2 separate regions of the Homo sapiens genome follow, and region 1 is linked to region 2. The links are chromatin loops, found by intact Hi-C in ENCODE. Cell type or tissue: Calu3. All regions are shown on one strand. Each heading gives the region's core, and the rest is flanking DNA. Links, peaks and the distances in the headings are about the cores only.

Region 1 (2,912 bases), core at 242-2,741, 160 kb before region 2:
GAGACCAGCCTGCAACATGGTGAAACCCCATCTCTACTACAAATACAAAAAAATTAGCTGGGCATGGTGGCGCATACCTGTAATTCCAGCTACTTGGGAGGCTGAGGCAGGAGAATCACTTGAACCCAGCATGCAGAGGTTTCAGTGAGCCGAGCTCATGCCATTGCACTCCAGCCTGGGCAACAAGAGTGAAAATCCGTCTTAAAAAAAAACAACACAAAACCTGTTCAATAGGAGTTTGGGGACCCATAGCTGCTTTTTGCAGTTTCCTGTGGATATCAGGGGCAAACTGGAATATAAAGTGTACTCCCAAAGGGTTTGTCCTTCCCTTGAGGCAGGATCAGTGTTAGTATATTTCCTGATTGCCTCAACTAAACCCCCTTGAAACAAAGCTAGATTCTCGTCTTTGCCCTGTGAAACTTCCTTAACCTTTTCATAGTTAACAGGCTTTTTCATACATTTCTTTATCCCTTCCAACAAACAAGAGACCATATTATCTCTACTCCCCAAGTCGTCACTGCACCTTTGATAGTTCCACCCTGGATCTTGATCTGGAACTGCTATACCTCCTGCCTGATATATATTATGGTTAGGGTTACGAGCCAATACCTCATCTGCATGGGTCCTAGCTGTCCCCAAAATGTGTTGTTTTGGCTGAGCACGGCGGCTCACATTTGTAATCCCAGCACTTTGGGAGGCCAAGGCAGGCAGATCACCAGGTCAACAGACCGAGACCATCGTGGCCAACATGGTGAAACCTTGTCTCTACTAAAAATATAAAAATTAGCTGGGCATGGTGGTGCGCACCTGTAGTCCCAGCTACTCGGGAGGCTGAGGCAGGAGAATCGCTTGAATCCAGGAGGCAGAGGTTGCGGTGAGCCAAGATCGTGCCACTGCACTCCAGACTGATGACAGAGCAAGACTCTGCCTCAAAAAAAAAAAAGGTGTTGTTTTTCTTCCACTGTACAACACAGAAACAACAAAACATGCTGATTCTGCCAAGTTAAACTACAGGTGAGAGTTAATTTCTCAAACTCATCTATGAATTTTCCTGGATCTTCAGAGAAATGACCAAACTTATCTTTACATAGAGCCAAATCAGACATAGAAAAGGAAACATACTCTCACAGTGCTCTGGTTCAAATGCCTCTGACACCAGGGCTTCAGAAGGTCACTGGGTGTCTTACTCAACAGTGCATGAGCAGCAGGTTCTGGAGTTACAGCATGGGAGTAGCTCTGTGGAACCCTTTAGCCCCAAGGGGGCGCACTGAGTTTGGTGTTTGCCAAGAGGAAAATAATAGCTAGAAGAACAGACACCTGGACATGTTTCAGCACCCCTGGGGCTTTTTGGAAATACTTGGGAAGGAAAACTCAGAAAAAAAAAAAAAAAAAAAAAAAAAAAAAAAAAAAAAAAAAAAAAAAAAGACGGACTTCCTGCAGTCAAGCATGCACGCTAAATTGGATAGTAAAAGGACCTGTGACTGGTAAGGGTCATATAAGGACATGTTTTTTCCAGGTCACTCTGAATACTTCTTTGCCTCCACTGGATCTGTTTCTTCCTTGGGCTCTGATTTCATAATCTGCTTTTGCTCATTTGTTTTATTTTCCTTGGAGACCTCATCCTGCATCTTCAATGACTTACTGGACATTTTTATATGTACATTATCTCCAACTCAGTTTGTCTGAAATCTACCTCAACCAAAAATCCTTACAAGTCAATAAGAAAAAAAAATCCAAAAGAAAAATGAACAAAAATATAAACAGGCAATTCACAGAAGAAAAAATACAAATAGTCAATAAATGTATGAAAACATGCCTAATCTCATTAAGAATTTTAAAAATAACAAGGAGGTGGGAGGATTGCTTGAGACCAGGAGTTCGAGACCAGCCTGGGCAATATAGTGAGACCCTGTCTCTACAAAAACAACAAAAAAAGAAAAATTAGCTGGGCATGGCAGTGCACACCTCTAGTCCTAGCTACTCAGGAGGCTGAGGCAGGAGGATTGCTCGAGCCCAGAAGATAGTTAGCTATAATTGTGGCACTGTACTCCTGGTGACATAGTGAGACACTGTCTCAAAAATAATAACACTGAAAAGTCTTTTTTTTTTGTATGTCATATTGATAAAGATTTCCAAAACCTAGGATTCCATTGTCATTTTATATATATATATAAAGCTCCTTTTAAAAAGTGATCCCAGCCGAGCGCAGTGCTCAAGCCTGTAATCCCAGCACTTTGGGAGCCCAAGGCAGGTGAATCACAAGGTTGGGAGTTCGAGACCAGCCTGGCCAACATGGTGAAACCCCGTCTCTACTAAAAATACAAAAATTAGCTGGGCGTGGTGGCACACCATCTGTAGTCCCAGCTACTCGGGAGGCTGAGGCAGGAGAATTGTTTAAACTCAGGAGGCGGAAGTTGCAGTGAGCCGATGTTGTGCCACTGCACTCCAGCCTGGCAACAGAGTAAGACTCTGTCTCAAACAAACAAACAAACAAACAAAAAGTGATCCCAATATCTCCAAGCTTGTTACCAGCTTAAATCTGTTAAATCTTTAGGTGCTTTTAAAAGTACTAAGGCAGTTCAAATAACATTTATTGCTCAAATGTACAAAAGCCTCCATGGCCTCATAGTTGTTTTTTAAAAAACAATTTTATTGAGGTATAATGGACATAAAATAAACTGCATATATTTAAAATGTACAATTAGATAATTTTTGCGCCCGTTAAATCATCACCACAATCAAGATCATGAACATATCCGTATCCCAAAATGCTTTCTCTATCCTTTTTTGTTTTTGAGAGAGAAAGTCTCACTCTATTGCCTAGGCTGAAGTGCAGTGGCACAATCTCGGCTCACTGCAACCTCTGCCTCCCGAGTCCAGGTAATTCTCATGCTTCAGACTCCCAAGTAGCT
Region 2 (2,912 bases), core at 279-2,778:
AGAGCCTGTCTCTAAAAAAAAAAAAAAAAAAAGTTTTTAAGTAATTTAAAAAGCAAATAACTATATACATTATTCGCTTTACATTACATGAAACTAATAAGTATTTCCATTATTCCTTTATTCATCAATATTTGAAAATTGTTTCAGTCATGAATAATGTGTTCCTTTCGTTGTTTTCCCCTTCATATTTGCTGCAAAGGCTGTAAAAGGCACTCTACAGAGTTGTTTGCCGCCTTAGGGATGGAAGTCAGCCACTCCTGCTGTATGGATTTTAGTTTCATAGGCTATTTCCATTCCTCCTTGACACACTGAACCATAAATCAATACCCCAAGTTTTACCCTCACCTGCAACCAAGGTTTCTACTGCACTGAAAATGGCCATGTGAATGTGAGTTTGAGAAAGGTCACATATGGTAAAGTTTTCATGTTGCCACATTTTCTGCATACTCTGTAACCAGGAATGATTTGACTGTATAAATTTATCTTACAGACACACTTGTTTGTACATTTAATGCCTGCTTTCTATAATATGAAAAAATACACAGAACGTTTTATGCAATTGGCTCTGAGTAATGCAACACATAAATGCTTTGAGAGCAGTTACCAAAAATTATGCAGGTTATTACAAAAGTTATATGGAATTGCACAGATATTCTAAATGTGCTTTTGAGTAAATTTCTCAGCTACCAGAGGCCTGGGCAGCTGTTTCCAGCACATCCTGGCACAACATTCATGTTATCATCCACTTATGTATTCCACAATTTCAAATGATTGATAAGACACCTCCCCCATCTTTGCTTCCTCTTGGAGGAAAAAAATATACAAGCAATCACGAGCACAGGAGCAGGTGGACAACTACATCTTAGGAAAGGGTGCGTAACTGTGAACTCTAAACGTGAGCTGGGTGCCTGATGCAGTATAGGAACCACAGTAAGTCGATAATCAGTGAGGCTGGAGGATTGAAATTTTATTTGGTAAAGAATATTGAGCCAGGCGCGGTGGCTCATGCCTGTAATCCCAGCACTTTGGGAAGCCGAGGCGGGCAGATCACAAGGTCAGGAGATCGAGACCAGCCTGGCCAACATAGTGAAACCTGCCTCTACTAAAAATACAAAAAATTAGCCGGGCATGGTGGCGGGCACCTGTAATTCCAGCTACTCAGGAGGCTGAGGCAGGAGAATGGCTTGAACCTGGGAGGTGGAAGTTGCAGTGAGCTGAGATCGTGCCATTGCACTCCAGCCTGGGAGACAGTGTGAGACTCCATCTCAAAAAAAAAAAATGAATATTGAAATAGAGTCTATAGGAAAAAAACTCCTTGAATCTAGTAAATGTGGAATCACAAAATTGAAATAATGTGCATCTGAAAAGTGAATAAATAGATGCCAAGAAGGAGTGAGTCATAAGCACATGAGTTGTAAGAGGTTGAACTTGAGAGACCAGATCAGGCAGTGCCGCTTAATACCATCACATGATCCTCCCCGAGGCCCTGTATTTAATTAAAATAGAGAGGGAGGCACCACAGATGCCAGAAGAACACTGTTGCTCTTGGTGGACGGGCCCAGAGGAATTCAGAGTTAAACCTTGAGTGCCTGCGTCCGTGAGAATTCAGCATGGAATGTCTCTACTATTTCCTGGGATTTCTGCTCCTGGCTGCAAGATTGCCACTTGATGCCGCCAAACGTGAGTAACCCTTAATTTCTATGTTTAACCCATTCTCTGGCCATTGGCTGAAATGATGGCTAATAATATCCTCTGAACTAGAGGTTGGACTGAAGTTCTTCAGGAAGCTTTCATCTCTGGCTCACTCATCTCTTCTTCTGCAAACTGTTGGGAAGGCTGAAACTACAGCAAAATGCCTCCAGCTCCATTCTTTGCTTTCGGCTCATGGAAAGTAAAAACTATGCTGCCCTTCTCTTGTGAAGCTTCTTTTCCATTGCAATTGCAACCCATTCTTGCCAGACAGTGGTTGGGGGAGGGTTGGACAGCCTCCGGCCACAGAACAAAGCAACTCCACCAACTAAACTATGTCCAGCTTCCATCCAAAAGGGTGGAGACCTCACATGAAATGGGGTCTCCAATCTGGAGGCAAATTTACGAATCTCCCCAGCCCTGAAGCTATTGCTCCTCCTGCGGGGCTTCCTCACAGACCTGCAGGAGCTTGCTGGGAGAGGAGCTGAAGCCCAGGCTCTCTACCCTGGTCAGGCAGGAGAGGCCAGGGCATTTTTAACAATACTGATACCCACGCAATGAAACCGGAATCTTTGGGAGTGGGGTCAGAGGATCCTTGTTTTAAAAGTTCCTCTTGGGATCTGCCTATGCAGCCAGGGTCCAGACCACTGAAGCAGTGTGCAGATTCGCGAGAGGAAGAGAGCTGAGCCGCTGTAACCCTGGGCCTGGGATTGCGGGGACGGGACGGGTGGGAAGCGGCCAAAGGCGCAGCGGCTTCTGGTCAGAGCCGCAGAGGCCTGAGACGTGGGCCGCGCCCCGGCCCAGGAGACCCCGCGGCCGCGCCCTAACCCTCAGTCTCCCGACTGCGACTGCGACCCGGGAAAACGCCTACGTTTTTGGAAAGGAAGTCCCATCACAGGGAGCTGACCCGGTGTCAGCGCGCAGCACGTTCCCGGCCCGCAGTGCGCCGCGCGTCCTCCTAGCAGCCCGCGGAGCCCGGCACTGTGATGGTCCCGCTTCCCACACGAGGCCACGGGCCACAGAGTGGGCAAGGAACTCGCCCCAAGCCACACAGCGGGTAAGTTGAGGAGGCAGCCTTCCATCCCGACCTCTGTCCTTCCTGCCCGGGTTTGGGGTTGGACAGGCTCGGGCTCCCCGCCAGCCTAGGGGCTGGGTCTCCAGTGGCTTTGCTCCATTTCCTCATTTCCTTCAAAACGAGGAGTTTTCGTTTCCTCATTTGCAAA

The links. Peaks named below come from ENCODE experiments on the same cell type or tissue, not always from the same donor. Only the 100,000 strongest peaks of a DNase experiment are listed, where the experiment ranks them.
Region 1: it touches region 2 in a loop (2.6-fold over the local background); 3 of 110 quality-filtered maps call a loop at or near these places.

The regions. Positions count from the first base shown.
Region 1 is chr7:23,084,953-23,087,864 of GRCh38, forward strand. The region is part of intron 1 of LOC105375186 (a long non-coding RNA gene); the gene reads right to left. Among named protein-coding and RNA genes, the nearest start is that of KLHL7-DT, 19 kb to the right of the region's middle. In Calu3, for the core only: CTCF peaks have their summits at 1,248 (motif pointing right) and 1,454; a DNase peak (open chromatin) is centred at 1,249.
Region 2 is chr7:23,245,248-23,248,159 of GRCh38, forward strand. GPNMB (glycoprotein nmb) reads left to right here and starts at 1,528. Exons shown (of 11, transcript NM_002510.3): 1 at 1,528-1,680. The coding sequence starts at 1,611. In Calu3, for the core only: no CTCF peak of the experiment used is centred there; a DNase peak (open chromatin) is centred at 1,474.